Linked DNA regions of Homo sapiens: region 2 is linked to region 1. Evidence: read pairs that join two places in POLR2A ChIA-PET (ENCODE). Cell type or tissue: A673. All regions are shown on one strand. Each heading gives the region's core, and the rest is flanking DNA. Links, peaks and the distances in the headings are about the cores only. Region 1 has its middle 24 kb from the start of SHLD1. Region 2 overlaps CHGB (chromogranin B).

Region 1 (17,386 bases), core at 5,080-13,079:
TAATCAAATCATGTACAAAACTTCCAGTTATATCCTTTTAGTCAGAACTTTGTCATGTGACCACATCAAACTTGGAAGACAGGCTTAGAAATGTAATCTTTACTCAAGGAAGCCATGTGCCCAGTTAAGTTAGAATGAATAATAGGGTTCAAGTAACAGTCTCTGCCCCAGCATATAATCAGAAGAATTAAAAGAGGAGCTGTGTCGCAGGGAATGAAATTTGGAGAAAATTCATAGATTGAGCCAATCTTCATATTTCTAGTCCCCACACCAAGACTGCTGAGTACTACACAGCTGCAGTTAGTGGCCACGTACGTGACCACTGACCCTCAAGCAGACCCTGGCACCTCGGTTAATTGTGCACTGGTACCTGGTCAGCTCCCTCTTCCAGTCCCATGAAGCCTGCTTTAAACCTTCACTATCTTCTAAAGCCATTGTCTTCCTCCTTCTCTGACCTCTGCCAACCCGGACAAATGGATGCTTTCAGGCATGAGGTACCTCAGCTTCCCATCTTCCTATCTACAACCTTATCTCCATCATTCTCCCCTACAACACCTATCTTCTAGGGTTTTTGTTTTTGTTTTTAGTTTTTTTGAGACAGTCTTGCTCTGTCGACCAGGCTGGAGTACAGTGGCGCAATCTCGGCTCACTGCAACCTCCGCCTCCTGGGTTCAAGCAATTCTCCTGCCTCAGCCTTCAGAGTAGCTAGGATTACAGGTGTCCACCACTATGCCTGACTAATTTTTGTATTTATAGTAGAGATGGGGTTTTACCATGCTGGCCAGGCTGGTCTCGAACTTCTGACCTCAGATGATCCTCCCACCTCAGCCTCCCAAACTGCTGGGATTATAGGTGTGAGCCACTGCACCCAGCCTGTAAAGTCTTAATTACTTAGAATGCCACCCCCCTTCGTGGTTTTCTTGATCTGGTCCCTACCCACCTCCCCTTGATTGAGTAGGTCTAGGATGGGGCACAATGATTTGTGTTTCTTTTTTTCTTTTTCTTTCCTTTTTTTGAGACAGAGTCTCACGCTGTCGCCCAGGCTGGAGTGCGGTGGCAGGATCTTGGCTCACTGTGAACTCCGCCTCCCGGGTTCACGCCATTCTCCTGCCTCAGCCTCCCGCGTAGCTGGGACTACAGGCGCCTGCCACCATGCCCCGCTAATTTTTTGTATTTTTAGTAGAGATGGGGTTTCACCGTGTTAGCCAGGATGGTCTCGATCTCCTGACCTCATGATCCGCCCGCCTCGGCCTCCCAAAGTGCTGGGATTACAGACGTGAACCACCGCGCCCTGCCAATAATTCATATTTCTAATGAGCTGTCTGATGATGCTGATGCCGCCGATCCGCTTTGTGAGTAGCATTGGTACAGTCCTTTTCCTTCAGAACATTTGTCTCCGTTTGTAATGATAGATCCCTTCCATTCCTTAATTAAGTGGTTCTCAAACATTAGTGTGCACCAGAATCCCCTGGAGGGCTCATTAAAACATAGGTCACTGGCTTCCACCTCCAGAATTTCTGATTCAGTAGGTTTAGAATAGGACTGAAGAATCTGCATTTCCAACAAGTTCCCAGGCGATGCTGATGCCACCTGTCTGTGGAGCACACTTTGATAACCACTGCCTTAGTGCAGGGTTTCTCAGCCTTGGCACTATTGGCATTTTGGGCCAGATCATTCTTTATTGTACAGGGGTTGTTCCGTGTATTGTAGGCTGTTCAGCAGCATCCTTGGCCTCTACCTATTAGATGTCAGTAGCAGCCCCTGCAGTTGTGACAAAAATGTCTCCAGATACTCCCAAATGTCCCCTGGAGGGCAAAATTGCCCCCTGGTTGAAAACCGCTGTCTTGGAGTGATTATCTGATTTCTAACCATCTCCTTGTTCAGTCTCTAAGTTTCACAAGAGCAGGACCTTGTTTTTGTATTCCCAGTACTTGGTATAGACACTCAACAGATATTTGTTCAACAAATGAATGAATCTAAGCCCAGCAGAGTTTGCGGCCCTTTCATTGTTTCTGCTGTAATCCCTTGCTTCTATCCTTTCTCTCATCACCAAAAAGCAAGAAAGAAATCTCCCTGCTGCCACTCTATTCTGGAACGAAAGGATAAACTTCCGGGCTTCTTTGGCCAGGAACATAGGGGCCGAACACATTCCCCAGTCTCAGGCCTTTGTTTAAGAGGGCTGGTCTGTCTAGAAGAATTATATCAATTGTCCCAGAGAGGGAAGAGAAAGCAGTTTTCTTTTTCTAGGATAAGATCAGGGGTGCGATGATGGATTCCCCACCCTGGACACACTCACCCCCCAACACTAGGAGAAGAGATGGATCCAGCCCCTGCCTCTGCAAGAGCTCCTGGGAGGTGGCAGGACTTCAGTGGGAGAGGTCTGTGTGGATGGATGTCTATGGAGGATAAAGTAGCAGTGAGGGTTCTGGCGACCAAACCTGGGGTCATTGAGCAGCTCCATGGCCCAGAGCAGCAGAACATATAGGTAGTGACTATGCTTCCAGTCTTCTTTCTGTTCTTTTGTAATATACACTGTGCTTCTGAAAGTGACATTCTGTCAATCATACTTTAAGCAAAAGAACAACGCAATAATGAGGATCTCATGAACTGTGGCAGGCTGGGAGAAAGAAGAGATTTTGTGTCAAGGTGCTGCTGCTCCCCAGTGTCAGCATGACATTGAGAGCTGCCTGTTATAGCCACAGCTTCGAGCAGCCCAGTCACAAAGACAGCGAGGCTGAGGATCTGGCAACCCTGGTAGACAGCAAGCAGGAGTCAGGAAGCTTGCAGAATTGGCATCACAGTCTGTTCTTGCCTGTGCATATCCTGCCTTCCCTCCTACTGCCACATATCTCTAAATTTGGGGTTGCTTCATGAGCTTGTGCAGTTCTAGCTAAGGCAGTTAGGAAATACATTGTTCCACCCCGGATTGTCTTGAACCACAAAGGCCTTACTCTATGGCCAGCCAGGTCTTCAAGTCAGGTTTTATGAATGCCGGAGGGTAGTGGAAGACTTGTTCATTCACCTGTGGGGAGATTAACAATCATTGCCCTTTCAGGGCTGTGAGAAGGAAATTCTTACAAGGGGCATAGTGAGGGCAGAACTTTCTGGCTCACTGAGAATCAGAGTGTAATTTTATGATGCTTTTCTGGACTAACGGACTCTTTGGTGATATGTAATAGAAGTTATTTGAGCTAGCTTGAGAGACAATAGGGAATTTATTGTACATATATTGGCAGCATTCACAGACCAGGAGCTGGATGTAGGAGGGTTTCAGAAAGGGAGGGACCCTAGAACAGAAAGCAATCTCTCATCTCTTATTCTCTTGCCCATTCTCCTGTCTCTCTCCTAGTCTGTCTGTCTGTCTCTCTGTCTCTCTCTCTTTCTCCCTTTCTGCAGAAAGGCTTTCTTTGCTTTCCCTACCCACATGGTAAACTATGTCCCTGCAAAGTTTCCAAGTTCACATGTGAAAGCTCCAGGCTTCTGCAGACACTAATCAACGTGCTCTCTGTTCCCATACAAAAACTCAGGGAAAGAGAATCTGATAGGGCCATGCACGGTGTCTCACGCCTGTAATCCCAGCACTTTGAGAGGCCAAGACAGGTGGATCACTTGAGGTCAGGAGTTTGAGACCAGCCTGGCCAACATGGCTGACTGTTTTAGTAGAAACCCTGTCTCTACTAAAAATACAAAAATTAGCCAGGCATGGTGGTGCGCCCGTAATCTCAGCTACTTGGGAGGCTGAGACAAGAGAATAGCTTGAACTTGGGAGGTGGAGGTTGCTGTGAGCCAAGATTGCACCACTGCACTCCAGCCTGAGTGACAGTGTGAGACTGTCTCAAAAAAAAAAAAAAGAGAGAGAGAAAGAGAGAATCTGATGGGTACAGCATGGGCCAGGTGCCCAACTTGGGTCCAGACGGCTATGGGTGGTACAAGCAAGTCTGCAAGGACCCATCCTAAAGAGGGGGCAGCTCCTAGATACATGCTGTCTTAGACTGGGTTCTCCCAGAAGAAGACCTTGAATCAGGATTTGAGTAGCAGGTTATTTGTGAGGAAAGTCACCCTCTTCATTCCCTTTGATTGCCTGCAAGGGTTCTCCATTTGCCAAATTCTTAAGCTGGAAGGCAGTGAAGCCCAGGGACACAGCAGGATGGAGAAGGGCACAAGTGAGTCTAAATGGGCACACAGAAAACATGAGTTGGGCCTTTCTCAAGAGAATCCTATTTTTTACATGCCCTAACAAAGATTTGAAAAATAAAATATTCCATTTGTTTAGTTGTAGCTAACTGTAGCATTGAGGCATGGCTAACTTCCCACTTCACAGTTATCATATTTGAGTTTTGAATAGTCTATTGACATGGCATGTATCACTGTTTCATACAACCTGGGGTCAGAAGTGTCAACAAGCCTGGTGCAGCTGTTCATGCCTGTAATCCCACCACTTTGGGAGGCCGAGGTGGGAGGATTGCTTGAGTCCAGAAGTTCAAGGCCAGCCTGGGCAACTCAGTGAAACCTATCTCTACAAAAAAGTTTTAAAATTAGCTAGGAATGGTGGTGCACATCTGTGGTCTCAGCTACTTAGGAGGCTGGAGGGGGAGGATCACTTAAGCCTGCAAGGTCGAGGATGAGATTGATCAAGTGAGCTGACTCAAGTGAGTGAGCTGAGATTGCACCACTGCACTCCAGCCTGGGCAACAGAGCGACACTGTCTCAAAAACAACAAGTGGGGGTGTGTTGCTGGGCATGGTGGCTCACACCTGTAATCCCAGAACTTTGGGAGGGCGAGGCAGGAGGATTGCTTGAGCTCAGGAGTTCGAGACCAGCCTGGACAACATGGTGAAAACCCGTCTCTACAAAAAAATACAAAAAAATTAGCCAGGTGTGGTGGTGCATACCTGTAGTTCCAGCTACTTGGGAGGCTGTGGTGAGAGGATCACTTGAACCCAGGAGGTGGAGGTTGCAGTGAGCCAAGATGGTGCCACTGCATTCCAGCCTGGGTAACAGCAAGACCTCATCTCAAAAAAAAGTGTTAACAAATTCCTGGCCAAATTGAAAGCGTATTCAGATTTATATAAATATGATCCAGGCCTGCAATAACAAACTTAAGCAGTTCAAGTGTCAGATGCGATGTTTATGTTATACCCTATGTGAGTCATTATGCCCCTAAGCAGAAGGAAAGTTTATTTTAGGACAGTGATCTTGGATTTTGTTCTTCATCTCTTCATGTATTGCTTCCAGAAGGCACTGCCCAGGACTTCATTTAAACCCCCATCACATTGATCCAGTCTCAGTTCATAAAGACTTGTAGAAATTAATTCTTCCCAGCTTTCACAATAAACCTCATGCAATATCTAAAACAAACAACCACCAAAAAAAGCTATTTGCATTAGTTTCCTATTACTGCTATAAAAAATTACCAGAAACTTAGTGGCTTAAAACAACACAGTTTGTTGGGTCAGCAGGGCTGAATTCCTTCTGGAGACTCCAGAGAAGAATGTTTCCTTGCCTATTCCAGCTTCAAGAGGCTACCTGCAGCTGGGTGCAGTGGCTCACTCCTGTAATCCCAGCACTTTGGGAGGCCGAGGTGGGAGGATTGCTTAAGCCCAGGAGTTCAAGACCAGCCTGGGCAGCATAGTGAGACCTCATCCTTACAAATAAAAAAAATTAGTTGAGTGTGGTGGGGTGCACCAGGTGCCAGCTACTTAAGAGGCTGAGACAGGAGGATCCCTTGAGTCCAGGAGGTAGAGGCTGCAGTGAGCTGAGATTGCACCATTGAACTTCAGTCTGGGTGACAAGTGAGACCCTGTCTAAAAAAAAAAAAAAAAAGCTGGGCACGGTGCCTCACACCTATAATCCCAGCACTTTGGGAGGCCGAGGAGGGCTATAATCCCAGCACTTTGGGAGGCCAAGGCGGGTGGGTCACCTGAGGTTGGGAGTTCAAGACCAGCCTGACCAACATGGAGAAACCCCGTCTCTACTATAAATACAAAATTAGCTGGGCGTGGTGGCACACACCTGTAGTCCCAGGCAGGAGAATTGCTTGAACCTGGGAGGCAGAGGTTGCGGTGAGCCAAGATCATGCCATTGCACTCCAACCTGGGCAACAAGAGCGAAACTCCTCAAAAAAAAAAAAAAAAGTAATTAATGAATTAATTAATTAAAAAAAGGAGGCTGTCTGCACTCCTTGGCTTGTGCTCTTTCCTTTAGCATCAAAGACAGTGGTGTATTTTCAAGTCTCTCTCTTTCTTTTCTCTTCTTTCCCTCTGTCTCTGTTCCTCTCTCCCTCTCTCACTCTGCACCTGAACCCCCCAAGTTCTGCTTTATTTATTACATCTTCTTCTGAGACTCTGGCCCTCCTATCTCCCTCTTATAAGGACCTTTGTGATTACGTTGATCCCACTCAGCAAATCTAGGAGAATCTCCCCATCTCTCACTCACTTAACACCTCTGCAAAGTCTCTTTTGCCCTGTAAAGTAACATATTCACAGGTCCCAGGGATTAGGATGTGGATATCTTTGGAAGACCATAATTCTACCTATCACATTGTAATTAGGAGCATTCCTTTGGTACTGTAATTTATGAACACCCAAAACTAATTGAGAAGGAAGGGCTATATCATACTATACATTTTCAGGTGATGGTAGGAACCTCTTATAGCAGAAATTTCTAGGAAATGCAGTGGGGTGGAAAAGCACTCTGTTTTAGCCATTCATCAGAGGTACTCACCCTTTTGGAGTTGAGATCGACCTTGGGTCTGGATAGAGTTGGGTGCTGGAGAAAGCAGGAGAAGAGAGAGGAGGAGAAACTGGGGCAGAGATATCTGCTTGGGCTAGTTACAAAGTGTGGTTGTACTAAGACTTCCAAACAGAAAATTTGGTTCTGGGGGAGAAAAAAGGATGTTAGGCATTAGTACTACATTAAACCCAGTAATTCTCTTATTCGTTTGGGGCTGATTCTGCAGAGAGACTTCCTGCTTCATTGACACTTGGCTTTGCCAAATTCGCTTTTCTTAAGCTTCTTCCCTAGGCTGCTTTGCTTAGATTGAATATATTATTGAGTTTCAAGGAGGATCCATTATTATCAAAGTATGTATGTTTACCAATACTTCTCACTTTCTCTATCTTGGCTCTATGTTAACAAACAAAGGATTATCTTTCCCCTTTACCCGTCTGAAGAGAAAGGAATAGTAATTAATTTTCTTCAAACTATGCAAACAGATTCAAAGGCTAGGGTCATTTTTATCCTCTCTACTACCTGAGAAACATTAAAAAGTCTTTTATGCCCAGTGTGGCGCCTTGTATTTTCCAGAGATGGCCACAATAATATCTGCCTTTCCCCTTTTCTTATAATTCAACTGACACTCCTCTCATTGAGGTGTGACCTATGTTCCCTCCCCTTGAATCTGGGTGGGTTTGTGATTGTGGTGGAAATGATATCACGTGACTTCCAAGGCTAGATGATAAGAGTATAGCTTCCCCCAGGTTCTCATGGGATACTCACTGTTAGAACATGGCCGCCTTGCTGTGAGGAAGCCCAAGCAGCACTCTGGAGGCCATGTGTTGGTGTCCCAGCCAACAGCTCAGCTGAGTTCTCAGCCATGCCCTGCCAAACATGCGAGTGAGCAAACATTCAGATTATTTTAGCCAGAACCTGCAAAGTCACTCCTTGCTGATTGAGTCTTTCCAATGAGGCCCCAGGCATTGTGGAGTCCAGACGAGTTGTCCTGGATTTGCTCTTTCTGAATTCCTGACCTGACCCATAAGATACATAGTCATGATAAAATGGTTGCTGTTTTATACTATTAAGCTTGGAGTCATTTGTGCTGCAGGGATAGTAATGAGAATACTCAGGTACGTACAAATGTTGAAAGATAGTGGGCATTCTTTTTTTTTATTTTTATTTTTGGAGATGGAATCTTGCTCTGTCGCCAGGCTGGAGTGTGGAGTGCAGTGGCATGATCTCGGCTCACTGCAACCTCTGCCTCCCGGGTTCAAGCGATGCTCCTGCCTCAGCCTCCCAAGTAGCTGGGACTACAGGCACACACCACCATGCCTAGCTAATTTTTGTATTTTTAGTAGAGACGGGGTTTCACCATGTTAGCCAGGATGGTCTCGATCTCTTGACCTCGTGATCTGCCCACCTTGGCCTCCCAAAGTGCTGAGATTACAGGCGTGAGCCATTGTACCCGGCTGATAGTGGGTATTCTTATCTGCAAACACAATAACCATAGCAAGATGTCTGCAACTTACCACATTTTTCCCCCACCTTGTTTCTTTTCTTTCCTTTAAAAAAATCAGCTGGGCACGGTGGCTCATGCCTGTAATCCCAGCACTTTGGAAGGCCAAGGTGAGTGGACCTCACCTGAGGTCAGGAGTTCAAGACCAGCCTGGCCAACATGGTGAAACTCTGTCTCTACTAAAAATACAAAAATTAGCCGGGTGTGGTGGCAGGCGCCTGTAATCCCAGCTACTCGGCAGGCTGAGGCAGGAGAATAGCTTGAACCTGGGAGGTGGAGGTTGTAGCAAGCCAAGATCCTGCCATTGCACTCCAGCCTGGGCAACAAGAGCAAAACTCTGTCTAAAAAAAAGGAAAAAATCTTTATGTTTTTTAGAGACAGGATCTCAAATTGCCCAGGCTGGCTAAGAACTCCTAGTCTTAAACGATCCTCCCCATTCAGCCTCCCAAGTAGCTGGGACTATAGGTGCATACCACCATGCCCAGCTTCCAACTTGTTTCTAATCTTTATTTTATTAATTTTTTTTTAATTGAGACAAAGTCTCACTCTGTCACCCAGACAGTGGTATGCAGTGGCATGATCTTGGCTCACTCCAGCCTTGACCTCCTGGGCTCAAGTGATCCTCTCACTTCAGCCTCCGAGTAGCTGGGACTACAGGTACACACGATCATGCCCAGCTAATTTTTGTGTTTTTTGTAGAGACAGGCTTTCACCATGTTGCCTAGGCTGGTCTTGAACTCCTGGACTTAAGCAGTCTCCTGCCTTGGCCTCCCAAAGTGCTGGGATTACAGGCATGAGCCATCCCACCCAGCCCAAGCTTGTTTGTTAAAATTAAAAAAAAAAAAAAGTCTCAACCCCATTAATCTAATTCAGAAATTCAAAGCTGGCCTTTCCTTCTTTCTTTCTTCCTCCAAGACAATTCATCTCATCTTTTTTTTTTTTTTTTTTTTTTTTTTGAGAAAGAATCTCGCTTTTTCACCCAGGCTAGAGTAAAGTGGTACGATCTCGGCTCACTGCAACTTCCACCTCCCGGGTTCAAGCGATTCTCCAGCCTCAGCCTCTGGAGTAGCTGAGATTACAGGTGTCCACCACCATGCTCAGCTAATTTTCATATTTTTAGTAGAAACGGGGTTTCACCATGTTGGCCAGACTAGTCTCGAACTCTTGACCTCAGGTGATCCACCTGCCTCAGCTTCCCAAAGTACTGGGATTACAAGCATGAGCCACTGCGCCCAGCCCACTTCATCTTTTCCCAGCAATTGATGTGGCCAGAGTTCAGTGCACTAGAGGTTTAGTGAAACCAAATAGAACCTGGAAACAAATCCCATTTAAAATAATAAGCTTAGTATTTTTCTTAATTTTTTAAAATGTGGTCAGTGAGGCAATAAATCAAGAAGGAAACCCTTTTGGTGAAGACAGGAGGTGACAGTAGGATGGGACAGAATCAGATGCCAAAGCTTGAGAATGAAGTTGCAAATGATGCCCAATTGGTAGAAAAATAGTCTTTTACTTTTCTGAGGTTTCTCCATCCTTAGAATATTAATGATTATACATTTGTTGGAATGGAGTTATTTTCTGAGATAATTTTCTGATCTATTTTGCCAGTTTAAATCCTACAACTCTCTGCCCAGTCTTCAAAATTATCTGTTGACTCAGACTTCAGGAAGTAATTATTTCCTGATAGAGTGCATTGTGAAATATGTTACAAGAAGGAAACCACTCTTTCATTCAACAAATATTTGTATTGGCTCTGTGGACCGGAGGGACAATAAGAAGAGATGATGGATAAGATGAGAATTTTGGGTACGGTAGACAATTGATTCAATCAATCTAAACAAAGTGTTGTGTGATTTAATTAAGTGGCCTGATACTGACACTAAGAAATTTGCTCATTTCTGGCCAGGTGCGGTGGCCCACACCTGTAATCCCAGCACTTTGGGAGGCCGAGGCAGGCAGATCACAAGGTCAGGAGTTTGCGACCAGCCTGACCAACATGGTGAAACCCCGTCTTTACTACAAATACAAAAATTAGCTGGGCTTGGTGGTGCATGCCTGTAATCCCAGCTACTTAGGAGGCTGAGGCAGGAGAACTGTTTGAACTTGGGAGGTGGAGATTGTAGTGAGCCGAGATTGCGCCACGGCACTCCAGCCTAGGTGACAGAGCGAGACTCTGTCTCAAAAAAAAAAAGAAAAAAGAAATTTGCTTATTTTTCTGCCTAGGCATTTAATGTTACCCTGTGTTCTTTGAAATTCTTTTAAATAATGCAAAATAGAGAATTAGCTTTTTTTTTTTTTTTTTTTTTGAGACAGTGCCTTGCTCTCTTGCCCAGGCTGGAGTGCAGTGGTGTGATCATGGCTCACTGCAGCCTTGACCTCCCAAGCTCAAGGGATTCTCCTGCCTCAGCCTCCTGAGTAGCTGGGACTACAGGGGCACACCCTTACATCTGGCTGATTATTTTGAGTTTTAGTAGAGACAAGGTCTCACTATGTTGCCCAGGCTGGTCTCAAACTCCGAGGCTCAAGCAATCCTCCTGCCTTGGCCTTCCAAAGTGTTAGATTACTGGCATGAGCCAATGTACCTGCCTGAATTCACCTTAAATAGGTGAATAACGCCCCTTGAATATTTGTGTATATCAAGTACCTTATTCTTTCTTTTTAAAATTTAATTTAGTTTTTTAAAATTTTTCTTTTTCTTTTTTTTTTTTTTTTGAGACAGAGTCTCACTCTGTCACCCAGGCTGGAGTGCAGTGGCGTGATCTCAGCTCACTGCAATCTCTGCCTCCTGGGTTCAAGCAATTCTCTGCCTCAGCCTCCCGAGTAGCTGGGATTACAAGTGCCCACCACCTCGCCCAGCTAATTTTTGTATTTTAAGTAGAGACGGGGTTTCACCATCTTGGCCAGGCTGGTCTTGAACTCCTGACCTCGTGATCCACCTGCCTCGGCCCTCCCAAAGTGCTGGGATTACAGTCGTGAACCACCTTGCCCGGCCTCTTTTTTAAAATTTAAAACTATTATCTTTATTTTTTTCCAAAAAGCCTTTTGCTCTCCTGACAAGTACTTATTCTTTGAAATGGCAGCTACTTATTCTTTTGAATGTTACTGCTTTTTCTGATAGGTAGTTCAAGAAAGCCAAGACTAGCTTACAAGTGTGCTGATGGCTACACACTGTGATTTTCACATTTTATTAACACTTGACTTCACTTAAAAAACCAACCTGTGGAAATAGCAGATTGAGAAAGCACGGATAGTTGAAATTCTCTGACATTTTCTAAGTTGCGGTATTATACTGCCCACCTCCTCCCCACCAGCCTTCCACAGGATGCAGGGGTTTGCTACAAACAGGCTGAATACGGTTTTGCAACTGCCTCTCCCTGAGGTGCTGCTGTTAATCAAGAAAAGGTGATGGCCTTTGAAGTCTAGTGGCGTACATAATCACCCTCCTGACGCACTGATACCACTGGATGCTTCAAGGCCGGCTGCAGTGGCTCACACCTGTAAGCCCAGCACTCTGGGAGGCCAAGGCAGGCCGACCGCCTGAGGTCAGGAGTTCAAGACCGGCCTGGCCAAGGTGGTAAAACCCTGTCTCTACTAAAAATGGAAAAATTAGCCGGGTGTGGTGGCAGGTGCCTGTAATCCCAGCTACTCGGGAGGCTGAGGTAGGAGAATTGCTTGAACCCAGGAGACAGAGGTTGCAATGAGCCGAGATCGCACCACTGCACTCCAGTCTGGGTGACAGATCGAGACTCCATCTCAAAAAAAAAAAAAAGAATGCTTCAAATTTTGTCTAATTGATTCTATCTTAAGTAGAGATCAGAACTTTAGAAATATTTATGTAGTTAGTTAGTTTTTGAGACAGAGTCTCACTCTGCCACCCAGGCTGGAGTGCAGTAGTGCCAACTCAGCTCACTGTAGCCTCTGCCTCCCAGCCTCAAGCCATCCTCCCACTTCAGCCTCCCAAGTAGCTGGGACTATAGGTGCGCAGCCCCACTATGCCCAGATAATTTTTTTGTATTTTTGGTAAAGACGGGGTTTCTCCATGTTACCCAGGCTGGTCTTGAACTCCTGAGCTCAATCAATCCTCCTGCTTTGGCCTCCCAAAGTGTTGGGATTACAGGCATGAGCCACTCCGCCTGGTCAGAACTTTAGAAATATTAACTCATTTAGTCCTTGCAACAATCATTAGGAGTAGATACTATTATTACATCCTGATTTTAAAGACAAGGAAACTCAGGCACAGGTAGATTAGGTGACTTGTCCAAGGTCACAGTGAGTGGGAAAATTGGGATTTGAACCATGAACTCTGGCTTCAGAGTCCATGCTCTTAGCAATTAACACCATGTCACTATCGAGAATTAGCTGGCGCACTGGCTCACATCTTGGGAATGTGATTGCAGCACCTTGGGAAAGCCAAGAAGAAAGGATCACTTGACCCCATGAGTTGTTTTTGTCTTTTTGTTTTTTGGGTTGTTTTTTGTTTTTTCGTTTTTGTTTTTGTTTTTGACAGTCTCGCTCTGTTGCCCAGGCTGGAGTGCAGTGGCGCATTCTCAGCTCACTGTAACTTCCTCCTCCTGGGTTCAAGTGATTCTCCTGCCTCAGCCTCCCTAGTTAGGAGTTGGGATTACATGCGTGCACTACCACACCTAATTTTTTGTATTTTTAGTAGAGATGGGGTTTCACCATTTTGGCCAGGCTGGTCTTGAACTCCTGACCTCAGGTGATCTGCCTGCCTTGGCCTCCCAAAAAACTGGGATTACAGGCGTGAGCCACCCTGTTCAGCCAACCTTATAAGTTTGAAAGTAGCCTGGACAACATAGTGAGCTCCCCTGCCGCTGAACCCCCAACTCTGTCTCTACAAAAAAAAGAAAAAAAATTGTTTTAGTTAGCCAGCACCTCTAGTCCCAGCTACTTGGGAGGCTGAGGTGTGAGGATCACCTGAGCCCAGGAGGTTGAGGCTACAGTGAGCAGTGATTGTGCCACTGTACTACAGACTGGGCGACAGAGCAAGACCCTTTCTCAAAAAAAGTTGTTTTTGTTTGTTTGTTTGTTTTTAGACAGAGTCTCGCTCTGTCACCAGGCTAGAGTGCAATGGCATGATCTTGGCTCCCTGCAACCTCCGCCTCCCGGGTTCAAGCGATTCTCCTGCCTAAGCCTCCCAAGTAGCTGGGACTACAGGTGTGTGCCACCAGCCCAGCTAATTTTTGTATTTTTAGTAGAGATGGGGTTTCACCATGTTGGCCAGGATGGTCTCCATCTCTTAACCTCACGATCCGCCTTCCTCGACCTCCCAAAGTGCTGGGATTACAGGTGTAAGCCACCACGCCTGGCCTAAAAAGGTTTTTTTTTAAGTTTATATTTCTCTTTCTTAAAAATATCACTCCAAAACAAAAATTCTAACAGGCCAAATTGATGGTGCATTTTGTCCTTGTCCTAGGCTCACCTATCTGCTAATTGCTAGTTAGAAGCAATGATTTATAGCCTTTTGTACTTAATTTTGACCTACAGAACATTAGGACGTATTGTTTTGGAGAGCCCCTTCTTGGAAAGGATATGTTCACTGTTGGCATGCAGACCCTGCTGGATCTAGTTTGCACAACATTTTCCAGTGAAACAGTCGGTTTTCAGAAGCTGCCAAGCTTCTGAGATAAAACCTGGGATAATGCTCATACCAGAAATATGTAAAGGGCGGATAATCTTCTCAAGAACTGCAAACTGGTAAGCTGGATGGGCTTAACTGGTCACTTAAATGCATTCTACCATTCCATGATATCTCTATTTATAACTTTATATACCACCGTCTTTGGTGGTTATGCACTTATTGCTAACGCCAAGTGGGAAGTCTAAGATAATTATAGGGTAGATTCAGTTCATTTATATTGTCAACATTAGGTGGCTTGTCTGTGGCACTTCTCTTGAACATCTCCACCATTGCTTTACCACCACCCTCACCACACAATGAGTTAGTTTGGGAGGAAGCCCACAATATATTGCAGCTTCTTCCATCCAGAAATAGAGTCAAATTTTTTTGGTGTTTTGAATCTAGGCTTGGCTAAGTAACTTGCTTTGTCCAACAGGACATTAGCAAATGAGATGCAAACAGAGGCTTGAAAAACACTTGTGCATTGAGGCTTAGCCTCTTGTTGCTGGAAGCTCTTCTGCCATCACGTGAACAAGCCCAGGCTACCCTGCTGGATGATGAGTGGCAAGTGACTAAGTCATTCTGTCACCCCAGCTGATATCAAACCAAGTGCCAGACAAAACAAAGAATTACCTGGCTCAAAATGTCAATAGTGCTGAGTTTGAGAAGCCCAGAATGAACGACTAAATGAATGAATGAATCTGACGTGAAATTGACTGTGTTGTCCACTGAGTCATACCTTGCCCTAGCCTTGCTGCTTTATCTATTGGTTGCTTCTGGTTTCCAGCAGATACTGCTAGTTCTACAGTGGGATGACAGCCAGAACCGGATGCCCATGACTCATCTTCACTGGCCACTTCCTTCAGGGGTCCCCAGTGTCCTCCTCCCACACCAGCCTCAGACTGTTGTCCTGAATTGGATGTGCAGACGATATGGTGTATTGGGTATCTTGCAATTGCCCCTTCAGATCCAATCTCGACCTTTCTCCATTCTGTTCTGCATCCTGGAAGGCTGACCTTTGTGAATGACTTCAGTGGGCTACTTCCCTCTGCCTTCCCTTTGGATTCAGCCAAGGAGGGTACCGACGGGAGGTAAATAAGGCTGGAGAATTGATGTTCCTGGATTCCTCCCTGTAGATTGCTGTGTAGGTTGGCTTCATCCTCCTGCTGATGGCCTGAGCTTCTAGCAGAAGGTTGCTTCTAGCGTAAGGTTCCTGGTCTCTTTAACTATAACTACTACTGCCCCTTGTCCCTTCAGACCTAGGGATATAAAGGGCTTCCCCCTCTTGGTAGCCTCCTTTCACTGAACCATTCATTTTGGTTTCCCTTGCCTGACCCTCACCTTTGTAAACAGTCTATGAAATTCTCCTAATTACCCTATTTGCATGTGACATCAGTTTCCTGCTGGGAAAAACACTGCAACTCACAAGACTGCCATCTGCTTTACTTCAAGAAAGACCTGCAATCTGTGAAGACCTGTAATCTGTAAATACCTGCTGCCTTGTCTCATCCATTGTATTTGCTCATCTTAGATACCAAGAGCAACTTGGAGCAAGCTGAGTGCACCACAGTCTTTTGGACGATGGGTAGTCTATGGTGTTAGTCCATTCTGAGGTGGACCATATAGTCCATGTCCCTTCCCTCCCATGCCACCCACTACCATATCTCACCAGTCTGAGCCCCAGGATTAAACAAGCACTCTTCCCAAGTGCTTCATGCTACCTAGGCAGTAAGCCCCAGGATCCATTGCCTGCTGAGTTGTGACATGTTGGACTTGAATGACCCATCCTTTCCTGACCTTCTGCCCAGCTCTGAATTCTGGGCACCTGCCCACTGGCACAAAATCTGCTGCAGCTTTGCCAAATGTGGCTATGTGCCTGGCTCCTGCTCTCTTAGCCTCTCTTTGCAGTATATATTTGATGTAATGTTATTACAGTCACTTTCAAATGTGTGCTCATATAGATTCCAGACATCATCAGATGCTTTCTCTGTCCTTTTGGTAAGATGTTCAGAGCATTCAAAGAAAAACAAAAAGGAGATCTAAATTCAGTATCTTTATGTCAATTTTTTTTTTTTTGAGACAGATTTTCGCTCTTGCTGCCCAGGCTGGAGTGCCAGGTGTGATGGCTCATGCCTGTAATCCCAGCACTTTGGGAGGCCAAGGTGGGGGATCACTTGAGCCCAGGAGTTCCAGAACAGCCTGGGCAACATGGCAAAACCCTGTCTCTACAAAAATTAGCTGGGCATGGTGGTGTGTGCGTATAGTCGCAGCTTCTCTGGGGAGAGGGGTGCTGAGGTGGGAGGTTAGCTTGAGTCCAGGAGGTTGAGGCTGCAGTGAGCTGAGATCTTGCCCTGCACTCCAGCCTGGGAGATAGAGTGAGATATATCCTATTTGGATTACTTATATCTTTTTTCTTTCATATGTGAGAAGATGAAAAACACAATTTTCAATGTTTGCCTTTATTACCAACTTTGTATTCTCTGTAAGTAGGCTACTTAATATATGGTCAGTATACACACAACACAGATGAACCTCACTAGCATGGTGAGTGGAAAAAGATAGGCACAAAATGATACACTGGCGGGGCACGGTGGCTCACGCCCGCACTCCTAGCATTTTGGGAGGCCGAGGTGGTCAGATTGCCTGAGCTCAGAGGTTCGAGACCAGTCTGGGCAATATTGTGAAACCCCATTCCTACTAAAAATACAAAAAATTATCCAGACATAGTGGTGCATGCCTGTAGTCCCAGCTACTTAGGAGGCTGAGGCACAAGAACCCGGGAGGCAGAGTTTGTAGTGACCAGAGATCTTGCCACTGAACTCCAGCCTGGACAACAGAACAAGACTCTGTCTCAAAAAATAAAAATAAAAAAAAAGAATAAGAAAACTAAAATGTTAGGCCAGGTGCGGTGGTTCACGCCTGTAATCTCAGCACTTTGCGGGGCCAAGGTGGGTGGATCACGAGGTCAGGAGATCAAGACCACCCTGGCTAACATGGTGAAACCCCGTCTCTACTAAAAATACAAAAAATTAGCTGGGCGTGGTGGCGGGCACCTGTAATCCCAGCTACTCAGGAGGCTGAGCCAGGAGAATGGCGTGAACCTGGGAGGCGGAGCTTGCAGTGAGTCGAGATCGCGCCACTGCACTCCAGCCTGGGTGACAGAGCGAGACTCCGTCTCAAAAAAAAAAAAAAAAAAAAAAAAAGTCAGAACAGATATGGTTGTAATTCTCTAAATCTAACTTTTCAATCACAATTTGTTAGAATGTGTTTCAAAGTTTCAAATTCTGCCTCGTTTCTTCAAGAGTAGATGGATGTTCCACTCATCTATGAGGACCTTCTAGGTTTGGTGGGAGACGGGAGCCCTGCTTTTGCCCCGATGTGCCCGGTGGATATGGTCTTCTTTCCTCTAGACTGGGCTCTTGGTACTTGCCACTGGGTCTGTCTTCCTGTTTCCTGCCTCATTCCCTGTTCAGGGCAGACCAATTTCCAGAGTCTCTTCAATTCCAGTCTCTCCCACG
Region 2 (12,314 bases), core at 1,003-9,002, 190 kb before region 1:
CTCTATCACCTATTCTCCCTGCCTCAGGGAGAGAGTGATGAACAATAAGAGGACCAAGGGGAAGATACCAGAACAGCAGTTGTTAACGTTGGCTGAACGCTGCAATCATCTGGAAGCTTTAAAATATTCTGATGATCAGGCAGCACCCTAGGAACTAAGTAGACAGAATCTCTAACACAGTAATTTTTCACGCTCTCCAGGTGACCCCAGTGTGCAGACAAGGTTGAGAAGCAATGCAACCGAGTGAGGTGGACAAGGATGTGGACGATGGCTAGAGGTAGGTGGAAACCGACCCCCAAGGTGGCCTCCACTCCATTACTAGAGCACCATTTTCATAGTGATTAATTCCCACCAATTTCTCCCCGTGAATATCGGATAGTCTTGAACATAATGTGCTAACATTGACCAGAGTAAGTACTTTTAAACAGAAGCCCTAGACCATACCTCGTCCTCTGTCAGGACTGTCTGGTCAGCCCTGTCCTTTTCATTTTCTGCCTCCTGGTGGGTGCTCACCGGCTCCTCAGAATCATAGAAGTCTGGAAACTCAGCTGACTTCTTCCTGTAGTGAAGGAGCTGGTCCAGTTGGGCCACCCTGTCATATTGCCTTTTCAGGTCCAGCTTGGGGACCCTGGCGAGGTTTCTCTTCTCATACCCCCAGTTCACATCCTCAGAGAAGGGCTTTTTCTCCCACCAGTCATAGTTGTATTCTGGGAAGAAATTCTTCTCGTTCAAGGTCAGCTCATTTTCCTCCTCACCCTCGAGAAAATTGTCATTCATGTTGTCTCTTCTTTCAAAATGGCTGCTCTTCCACTGGAGAGGGTCGTAGTATGGGTTGAACAGTTCCCCTAATCTCTTCCTCTTTTCAGCTGTGTGATGGGAGCTATATTGTTTATCTTGAAACCTAGCTTCCTCCCTGTTTTCTTTAGTGTCCTGCAGGTCTCCCTGCTGCTGCCACTTCCCTGGGGCTCCTTCCTCACCGTAGTTGAGATAATTTCTGTCCAGCTCTTTCCACGCACCTTGTGGATGCCTCCTTGCCTTGTCCATCTGGTTTTCTTGGACACGGTGGTGTCCTTCACCCAAGAACCTTTTCTCTTCTCTGGTGTCAGACATGAAATAGGCACGTGGCTCCCCTCCCCTGCCTCTGTGATGGCGTCCCTTTCCCGGCTCAAGGCCCCTCTCTTCCTCACTTTCTTCACCATATCCATGTGCCATCTTATCAAGCTCTAAGCTGGGGTAGTTTCTCTTGTCCTCCTCATCCCAACTCTCCTCACTCTGAGGTCTTGGAGCCCTGTATTCTTCACTTCCTCTGCCCCTATAGCGCTCCCACTCCAGGTCCTCAGGGGCCTGGACGCCTGGATAACCCTTTATTTCTTCTCCATATTCAGGTTCTTCCTCTGAAGCCCTGTAGTGGGTTGAATGGTGGTCCCTCTTTTCCCCTAAACTGGCCATGCTGACGTTTGACTCCTCAGATTCCTCCTGGGGGTGTCCCTTTTCCTCAGAGGGAAGACTCCCTCCTTGAGAGGACCTGTCGGGCCTGCTCCTCCCGTGGTGGTGTCTGGGCCTCGTGCGTCGTTTGTCCACCTCAGAGGTGGCATCTTCCTCACCTTCCTCAGATTCTTCCTGGCTTCGGGGTTGGCCTTTAGACTCCTGGGGGTGATTCTCCTGGCTCCCTGTCTCCTCTCCACTCTCCTGGCTACTCTTCTCTCGGCTATGTGTCTTCTCCTGAGAATGCCCGGCAGCATGTGTTTCCGATCTGGCCACTAACTCCTCTTTTTTTATAGCTGAAGCCTGCTTTCTTTCATTGAGAAAAGCGTTTTGTGTCTCTCCTGGCTCTTCAAGGTGTTTCTCTTCACTGCTATCTTCCCCTCGCTCCCCTTTTTGATAGTTCTCTCCCTCCTCCTCCTCCTCATCCTCTCTCTGGCTCTTCTCAGAATGGCGTGTCTTCACTTCTTCAGAGACTTGGCTGTCGGAGGGATAGAGGCTCCACTGGGGCTCATCCGCTCGCTCTCGGCTGTGCCCGCCTCCCTCTGCCCATTTCTCTGTGTCTGCCTTTGTTGGGCCTTGGATGTCCTCCTCCCCTGGGGCTCCTGCCTCTCCCCTGCTGGAGGACTCGTGGGCTTCCGAGGCATCAGCTGGGTCTCTTAACAATCTTACTTCAAACTTTGTGTTTTCATTTTCAGTTGTCTCTTTGTCTTTGACGTCTTTTCTACCTATAATGAAAATGAAGAGTAGGTATAATTTCAGAATTGCTTGTGGTTCCACAAGCACCAGCCTCAGTAATCACTACAAATCCTGATGACACTGAAAATTGCTTGGATAATTATTTAAGTTAATGAAGAATATACTCAGATTCCTTTTGAAAGTAAATGCTATGAAAGCTCCTTGACTGTGTTTAAATCTGGTAATAAACTGTCTATATTTTTATGTCTTCATAATGCCCAGCCAGCTTCTCTCATTGGTACTACCAATGATCAAACTGAAATCGAGATATAGATTTATGAAATATTAGAATTTAGAGGCAGGAAACATCTTAGAATTCATCTAATCCAGTCCAACCTCTTCTTTTTGCAGACATTGAGACTCAGCATGGTATAATCCAAGACCATTCTTTCCATATTTTCTTCAAGTAGGAGTTAAAAAGTTAGCACTATGTGAATGGCTCTAACAATAATCCAGCTAGATAGTTAACTAGCCAAAATAAGAAATATCAAGATTCAAAGGAGGATTTAAACATTTGAAATTATTAGTTTATATCAGACTTTTATTATCCAATCAACTGTAGGCTCAACCTAGCAGTATGTGATATATAACTTAGTAGCTGGTGATAAGGGTGTACATTTCTTGCCTGAGAAAACTGCACATCAGTGGAAAGGGCCATTTCTTTCTTCACTCAGGTTCCATCCACCCAACATGTTCTCAGATGTTGGGGACAGACTTCAGCACAGTGAGTTATCTTTGTGTTTCCAGAGTCAGAGTACATGGTATAACTGATATTTTAATTGAATGCTGTTCTCGTCCATCTTTTCCAAATATCAATAGCTCCTTTACTAAGTCCTCCTTAACTCAAGGGCACCCCATGAAAGGAGATAGGCAGTTAGCATTGTCTCAGTTGTTAGCTGGGAGGGCTTGGATTTCAACCTATGTCACAGAGTTCAGATAAAATGCCTGAAGCCAAGGCCACTGACAGCTCTGGGTCTACACTGCAGGCACCATAAGCCCAAGTGCTGTTGAGCACTTGAAATGTGGCTGGTCCGATCTGGGACATGCTATATATGTAAGATACACATCAGACTTCTGAGAATAAAGAATAATGTAAAATAATCTCAACAATTTTTATATCATTATATGTTGAAATAATATTTTGGATGTATTGGATAATATATATTTCAAATAGATCAGATTTATAAAATTATATATCAGAAAAAAATTGGATAAAAATAAAATATATTATTGAAATTAATTTCCACCTGTCTCTTTTTACTTTTTAAATGTGGTTACTATAAAATTTGAAATTATATTTGTGGCTCACATTATATTTCTATTGGGTGGCACTGATAAGTTATTTTGAAATGATATTTGCAAAATGGAAAAAAATTATTTATTTTGTAAAAATGTCCAAGAAATAGTGGACTCTCTGTACCTCTCTGTTTAAAGTCCAGTCTGGCATGATAATAATATTCTCATGTTTATGAGGCAATGAAAATGTCCCTGGCCTTTTCCAGACATCTGAGAGAAGGCCCATCTGTCACCAGTCTCTTTGCCTCTTAAAAGCCAGTGGTGGTGTGTATAGCATTGGGGCATGGCTAGCCAGATGGGCACAGGGAAGCATGGTGGCTCTGGGCAGTGCTATTGACTAAATGTTTGTGTGATTCCAAAATGTTGAAGCCCTAATCCTCAATGTGATAGCACGTGGAGGTGGGGGCCTCTGAGAGGTAATTAGGTCATCAAGGTAGAGCACTTACAATGGGATTAGTGCCCTAAGAAAGGAGATATGAGAAAGAGATGATTTCTGTCTCCACCAGATGAGGATACAGTGACAGAAGGCAGCCATCTACAAGCCAGGAAGTGGGCCCTCATAAGACACTCTGATCTTGGACTTCCGACTGCTGTAACTGTGAAAAATAAATGTTAGTTGTTTAAGCCATCCAATCTATGGTATTTGATATAGCAGCCCAAGCTGACTAAGACAGACAGATACTGATGTCATTCTGAGAGTTGGTTGAAATAGAGCTGATCAGACAAGATCTCAGCCTCCAGGGGCCGAGTCACTGTGGTCCCTTTCCTACTGCCTACTGGTTTGTGAGTCTTAAGTGTCAGGAACAGAAGTATTTTTATTTTTTCCCAATTAAATATGTACTGCCTGAGCAGCATGTGCCTGAGGCTTAGCTCTTCCTACTAAATTTAGCTTTAAGCCCCGCAGGTGGGCCTGGAAGAGGCTGTGATAGCAGCACACACTCACTGTCAAGCTGTAAAATCAAGCTGTGAAGCTCACACTTACTTTCAAGCGAAAACAGGGAAATGCATCTGTCATGCTGTAAGGATGACCAGATCAACCCTAGTCAAAGAGATTCTTGTACCTGTGAAGAAATTAGACTACGTCTTCCCTGAGGTCTCTCAAATCCATAAAACAATGATTCTGTCCTACTCCCCAAATACTCATTTGCTCAGTGAGTATATGCTGACTCTGAGACATGCAAGTAGGAGTGGGAGTGGAGATGGGCGTGGGGTGGAACAGAGGCTGTATAAAGGCATTCATCCAACCAGTTGGGCAAAAGCTCCACCAGTCTTCTGATCAGTTTACGACATGCCAACAAGAGAGAGAGAACTAGAATAGGATAAAAGTTGCAAACTGGTGCATCAGAGGTAAATTCTGTTTGACCTAAACAGCAGTTTTAGTACATCTGAATTCAGAGGCGATATGAAAATACCAGGAGATGTCTTTTAAAAATCAAAATTTTAACTTCTTTTGAAAAATCCCAAGATTTGACAACATAGTCTGTATTTCTCCATAACGGGTTTAGAGCTGAGAATTACCTGCTCCCTCTCAGAAAAGGCATGTGCCCTCCAGTCTGTGAGTCACTTCCTGTCCTGCCTTACTCTTTTGTGTTATTTGTCTGTCTAGCTCTGCCTGGTGTTTAAGGCTCAACCACAGAAGAGCTCTTAAACCTTCGCCATCTCAGCATTCTGTCACTCTCTGGGTATAACATCTCCAGGATCCTTAGATACATTTGATTTTTCCCAGTTTCCCTACGTCTCTCTCAACAGACACCAAAAGACCTCAGGGCATAATCAGGGCTGGAGCAGAGGCTAGAGTTACTATGCCATAATCTAAGGGCTAAGATCTTGGCAGGCAGGCATAGGCAACTTTTCCTAAGCAACTGTGGTTCTTTAGTGAGCTGATGGGACAGGCCCCTCACTTTTGCATTGGTCTAGTAAACAAAGAAAGGGAAAGGGAGATACCAAGATGGGTTTGCCAAAAGGAGCAGCCTTTACTCTCTGCCTAGTGACCCACTCTGCTCTTACTCACTTCCTGTAACTGCTGGAAAAAAGAAGTTGGAAAGAAACTCAGAAAGAGGTATGTGGGCTGGGAGTGGTAGGAAAGCTTCCATCCACTGTTTCTAGGGTCCCTAAAGGCTCAGGCCCCCACAGCTACCATTGTTACCTGAAGCCCCCAAAGATTGAATTAATTCAGGTTGCTCTTTTTTTTTTTTTTTTTTTTTTTTTTTTTTTTTTTAGACAGAGACTCGCTCTGTCACTGAGGCTGGAATGCCGTGGGGCAATCTCGGCTTACTGCAACCTCCACCTCCTGGGCTCAAGCGATTCTCCTGCCTCAGCCTCCTGAGTAGCTGGGACTACAGGCGTGTGTCACCACGCCCGGCTAATTTTTTGTATTTTTAGTAGAGATGGGGTTTCACTGTGTTAGACAGGATGGTCTTGATCTCCTGACCTTGTGATCCGCCCGCCTCAGCCTCCCAAAGTGCTGGGATTACAGGTGTGAGCCACTGCGCCTGGCCTCAGGTTACTCTTTTGGCCAATCACTATTTGCTTTTTACCATTTCATGCATGAGGGCTCATGTATAGCTATAGCAAGAGAGTCTTGTCTGGCAGCGAGAGGTGTTTATTTGGTGTTTTTTTTGTTTTTGTTTTTGTTTTTGATGGAGCCTCACTCTGCCACCCAGGCTGTATCCAGGCTGGAGTGGAATGCCACGATCTCAGTTCACTGCAACCTCTGCTTCCCAGGTTCTAGCGATTCTCCTGCCTCAGCCTCCCAAGTAGCTGGGATTACAGGCGCCCGCCACCACACCCAACTAGTTGTTGTATTTTTAGTAGAGATGGGGTTTCACCATATTGGCCAGGCTGGTGGCAATGAGAGTTTTTTTTTTTTTTTTTTTTTTTAGATGGAGTCTTACTCTTGTTGCCCAGGCTGGAGTTCAATGGAGTTCAATCTTGGCTCACTGCAGTCTCTGCCTCCCAAGTTCAAGCAATTCTCCTGTCTCGGCCTCCTGAGTAGTGGGATTACAGGTGCCTGCCACCATGCCTGGCTAATTTTTTTTTTTTTTTTTTGTATTTTTAGTAGAGACAGGGTTTCACCATGTTGGCCAGGCTGGTCTCAAACTGCTGACCTCAGGTGATCCACCTGCCTCGGCCTCCCAAAGTGCTGGGATTACAGGTGTGAGCCACTATGCCCACCTGAAAGATTTTTAAAGGTGAAAAAATAAGATAAAATCTACTGTTCCCAGCCTGACTAAAAGTTTAAAAGCAGAGGACAGTGTTGAAGAGGGCAGTGTTTTCTGGATTTGTTTGAATCAGTGTGGCTTCATGCATAACAGAGACTGCATAGTTTTGTAAAATTGACCTCATAATGTCAATTTCCAATGGGTACTGCTTATATTACTGTTCAAATTTTATTTTCAGCAGAAATGGTTTCATATTGAGAACACTTCACAGGCTGGACTCAGAAAGCCATTAGTCTGCCTCACTGGAATGCACTGCCTCTACCTGAAACCCTTCCAGTTCTCAGGCCTGGAACTCCTGGTACCATTTGGTGGCACCTTCTATTCTAGTAAGCTATACATTAAAATATCTTAGCTAATTTGTTGTGTAAATAGGCCAGAATTTTAAGTCACCTTTCTAAGTTTCTTGCTTCTCAGCTTCCTGATTCTCACTGTCAGAAGAGCAAAAGGCAAAGAGAAGAATGATTTTTAAATCTCCCTCTGTCATTGTCCAACACTTCCATAACCCCCCTCCTCATCTAATCACAAACCAGCATTTCCCAAACCCCCTCCACCCAAAGGAAGTCCGGTTCTAAAAATCCAAAGTATGGAACTAAGGAATTTAAGAACGGATAGACATCTGAAAGACTATCACTGAGTTCAACTCCTTCATTTTACTTTGAGGAAAAGAGAGGCAAACTGTCTTTCCTATAGTCACACAGCTGCGAAGTGGTAAAGCAGGAACTAGGAGTCATATCTTCTGTCTCCCAGATACTGGCCTAGTCAATCAATACTCTTCCTAGTGCATTATGCCCCCAGGTCATTTGTAGATAAAGTAGAAGGTGATGTGGAGGGAGTAGGAACAAGGATCACTGCAGTGACCAAGATCTGCCTGCCGTGTGGGACACTTACTCGTCTTCAGGACTTGGCGGCACTCAGGGGTGATGGGTGGAGCGCTGGACTTCGACAAGGCATTTGAGAGGACCTCAATGATGCAGCGAGTCACCTGGGGGGAAACCCGAAAGCAGGTTGGAGAAGCTGGTATCACTGGATGACAGACTACTCAACCCAGAGCTGCTGTCAAGGAAGACTTGATTACGTGACCTGGGCTGATGCAGTATTCTTAGGGCGGAGATACAGATTTACAGGAACAGAATGAAATCTTCCAAACTTCTACACAGAATAATGCAAGAAGGCACTGAGTTGGGATTATCTGGAGAAGGGAAATAAACACCCATTTCTGAACCAATGGCACAGCTATCCTCAGGGGTGCTAAACCATCCTGACAGGACATAGGAGCTCAGTGCAGGAGGGGCATCCCTTGCTCACATTCTGTCAGCAATGAAAACCTGGCTTTGTAAGATTATGTCATGCGTGTGTTTGGTTTGGTATAATAGGGACTGGGAGAATCTAGAGTCTAGACACAAGTCTAGATTCTAAGATTGACATTGCAACTTACCATTCCTTCATTGTGGTTCCTGTTATCCACTGGCATGGAATTGACAGCTTTGAAGGAGAAAAAGAATGGAAAATGACTTGAGTTGGTTTTTGAAAGCTGTGTGACCCCAACTGACAAAATCACCCCACATTAGTTGTTGTTTTTCCCCTGGCAATGTCTTAAATATATTTGGAAACAAATGCTATTTTAGATCCGGTATAAATCAAATCTAGACCACAGACAAGGAGGGGACTTCTGGGGAACCAGAAATGTCCCATTTTTTAATCTCAGTGCTGGTTACACAGGTGTGCGTATTAAGCTGTATACTCATGATCTGTTCCATTTTCTATATATTTTATTTCAATTAAAAGTTTAAGCTAGGGCTGGGTGCGGTGGCTCATGCTTGTAATCCCAGCACTTTGGGAGGCCAAGGCTGGTGGATCACAAGGTCAGGAGATCGAGACCAACCTGGCTAACATGACAAAACCCTGTCTCTACTAAAACTACAAAAAATTAGCCAGGCGTGGTGGCACGCGCCAGCTACCTGGGAGGCTGAGGCAGGAGAATTGCTTGAACCCAGGAGGCGGAGGTTGCAGTGAGCCATGATCGTGCCACTGTACTCCAGCCTGGGTGACAGGGCCAGACTCCGTCTCAAAAAAAAAAAAGTTTAAACCAAACTAAGTCTAATAAAACAAGAATGCCCTCCTTGGTCCTTCTCTGCCTACCCCAAATAGGTAAAGATCTGTGGCTCTCTCTCCGTATCTCTGTTTCCAAAAATATATCCTCCCAAAACTTACTTCCTTGACAAAAACATGGTTATGGATGTCTTCCATAATTAATTACCTCATTTTTCACCCGCAAGGCCTTTGCCTGAACAAGCTCGTTTATGCATCCGTATCAACATTGTGTTTCTCTTTCTCCACACTGTTTGCAACCATGTAAAGAACATGGCAGATATCTAACCCTCCTAGTACAGCATCAAGTCCATAATATTTTATGCAAATTGGTGTTTAACCATTGGTTTATAAGAATATTTTAAAAGAAAAATTTTAATTTATTTCAATAAAATTTCATGGGATTCCGCCTATCTTAAAACAGTGTTTGAAGTTGCTTTGTCTTCTTCAAAAATGCTTCAGGTAATTTTAATTTTTCAGTGCCATTTTTTTTCTGTCTCAAAGCTGCTTTGATTCTTTTTTCACTTTGACTTTGTTCTAAGCCCTTTCTATTAGAACAGCCCAAAGCATTTACATGTAAGTCCATCTCTACAGTTCTCCTGGCATTCCTGTAGCAGGCAACTGAGCAGGAGACGCTAGTGCAGAAAATTCTTCTAAGTCCCTGAGAAGAGAGTAGAGCTAGCTGGGGCAAGTTCTCAGACATCAGACATGAAAGCTATTCAAATGCAGCAACCTGACCTTTCCTTGCAAAATGCTTTGCTCTAAGCCTCTTTAAACATTCCCCACCCCCTATCAATTACATATCATGGGGCTCAACCTGGAAATAAAACACCTATTCATTTACTTACTTTACCAAATTTTTCTTTTCAAAGCATGATCTGGGATCACTTCAACTGTTTCAAGAAGCCCAAAGTTATGCTATGAAGACCCCAAGTTCCTCCTGAAATGCTTATCAGGCAAGATCCAGTTGGCCCACTTTTGGTACCCAAGGTCCAATATACTCAACTGTTCTTTCATCCTCCAAATGGCTACTTGAGAACACACCCATTTCAGCACTTTCTCTTTCCGCTGGAAATCTGTAATATCTTCTGCAAATAAATGACTGCGAGAGAATAACTCCCCTAATAAATCAGATGACTTTTAAAAAATGCAGCTTTACTAAGCCTTCTTGATAATGCAGTTTCTTGCTAATACTTTCCCTTTTTTTTTACAAATGTAAAATAGATGTTTTTATTAACTACTGGTATTGCTGAAGTATTAATAGTTACCAGATTTGGGGGCAGAGAAAGATTTTTCTTTTATTACTCTAGACAACTTGTAGCTTAGGTTTGTATTTATGAAACCGTTGTTTCTCTGACTGAGGCTCTTCAGATCTCTTTTTGATGGAAAAAAAAACTAGGGTCTGCTTTTGAACATACATTATACATCTTGGTGAGACATCTAGGTGCTTCTGTATTTTTCCGGTAAAATTTGTGACAACAAGGTAATAGCCAAAGGCATGTTGTCATCCTTAAAGTAGTTCAACTTACTTTTGCATACAGTAAGATTCAGGTGGCACAACAGAAAATCTAATGCTCTCTGTAGGTATATACGAAAAAAAAAGAAAACCTACTGCTCGTGTTAAAAGTAAAGCAATCAAATGGTAGAAAAATTATCAAATAATCTGGTAAATCTGAGAGCAACTTCTGATGTATTAATATCTAATACTGTTAAGGTTTGATACTGGATTGAAAATATAACTGTAAAATAAGTTAAATAAGCTCTTCTGAATTTAGAAACCATTTTCCCGGCCGGGTGCAGTGGCTCATGCCTGTAATCTCAACACTTTGGGAGTCCGAGGCTGGCGGATTACCTGAGGTCAGGAGTTCGAGACCAGCCTGGCCAACATAGTGAAACCTCATCTCTACTAAATATACAAAAAAATTAGCTGGGCGTGGTGACACACACCTGTAATCCCAGCTACTCGGGAGGCTGAAGCAAGACAATTGCTTGAGCCCGGGAGATGGAGGTTGCAGTGAGCTGAGATTGCACCACCGCACTCCAGCCTGGCCAACAGAGCAAGACTCTGTCTCAAAAAAAAAAAAAAAAAAAGAAAAGAAAAGAAAAGAAAAAGAAAGATAAAGAAACCATTTTACCTAGAATAATATGGATATCATTTTACTACTTCCCTTATATTAATTTTTAGAGTGCACAATAGCTTCCATAGAAGGTTGTGCATATCTTTCAGAAGTTCTTAAGGATAAGTGAATGAGCTAGATGGTTTCTTGAGGCTTCCCCCAGCCCTGTAATTTTGCAAATTACCAGCTCTACTTGAAGTCTAACATGTCTCATTGCCAGAGGCTGTGGGGAGGTGGGAATGGAGAGGTGCTTGCTAATGGGTTTGTGGTATCTTTCTGGGGTGATGAAAATGTTCTGAAATTTGATAGTGGTAATAGTTGCACAATCTGCGAATATACCAAAAACCACTGAACTATATAATTTAAAAGCGTGGATTATATGATATACAAATTAAGCTCAATTTTTAAAAAGATTATGTCTTCATTTTAGCTGCTATTAAAATATAAACTTTTATTTAAAATATTCTGTTACATAAGAGATCTGTAAGTATTGTACCACAATAGTTAAATCATTCCCACAAATGTCACTGTTTTTGTGGTCTACAGCCTCCTAAGCAAAGCAATTCTTTTCTGAAAGTATTTTGACCAGAAATAATTATAAATATTCATTTGATTTTCTTTAATGAAATTGAGAACATTTATTGACAATTTGTGAGAATGACAAGAATTTTAGCAAATTCTGAATGTATATAGCTTACAATAAAATTAATTACGACTGGCTTTCATTTTGTTTCTACCTTTTGGATCTAGTAATTGCTGCCAATAAAAGCTTCATATTCATGGATGGCAGTATCTCAATTCTAGGTAGGAGTCTCAATCTCAGATATGGACAATTTTCTAAATCATTAAAACAGCTGAAGAAAACCTGTAGTTTAATTTGGTGCTAGTATACTTACTTCTCAATAGTCTCAATATCTCAATACCGGTAGGTGACTCGACTTCAACACACACACACACATGCACACACACACACTTCAGATCTTCAGAGATCATTTGTTTGAGATTCAGGGTAGTTTGAAAGATTAATCCTACAATCTTCCCTACAAAAGGGAAACAGTCAAATATCTACTACTTAAAATTCAATCCTCCTAAATTGGCTAAAACATTTTTTTTTTTACTACTCCAAAGGAACTTTTGTGGTTATTTTGTACTCTAATAATTTTCCTGGAGTACAGAAGTCAAAATACTGCGGTTTCCATTCATAACTAAAAAATGAGGAGCACATGTTCTCAGGACTGCTGAGGCTTTCACAGGTTAAAAAAAAATAATTCCTTTGAGTGTGAAATTAGAAATTACCTGTCCCTAGAGATGGAAATACAAAATAGAGGAACATATTATATTAAACTTGTACATACATGAGCACACATACACA

Evidence for each region. Peaks named below come from ENCODE experiments on the same cell type or tissue, not always from the same donor. Only the 100,000 strongest peaks of a DNase experiment are listed, where the experiment ranks them.
Region 2: POLR2A ChIA-PET joins it to region 1 with 16 read pairs; 2 of 35 experiments call an interaction of 5 or more read pairs at or near these places.

Annotation. Positions count from the first base shown.
Region 1 is chr20:5,717,368-5,734,753 of GRCh38, reverse strand. No RefSeq gene overlaps it. Among named protein-coding and RNA genes, the nearest start is that of SHLD1, 24 kb to the left of the region's middle. In A673, for the core only: no CTCF peak of the experiment used is centred there; no DNase peak of the experiment used is centred there.
Region 2 is chr20:5,912,231-5,924,544 of GRCh38, reverse strand. CHGB (chromogranin B) reads right to left here. Exons shown (of 5, transcript NM_001819.3): 2 at 8,173-8,219; 3 at 7,626-7,719; 4 at 445-2,210. Among named protein-coding and RNA genes, the nearest start is that of CHGB, 6.9 kb to the right of the region's middle. RefSeq lists an enhancer at 1-735. In A673, for the core only: no CTCF peak of the experiment used is centred there; a DNase peak (open chromatin) is centred at 5,094.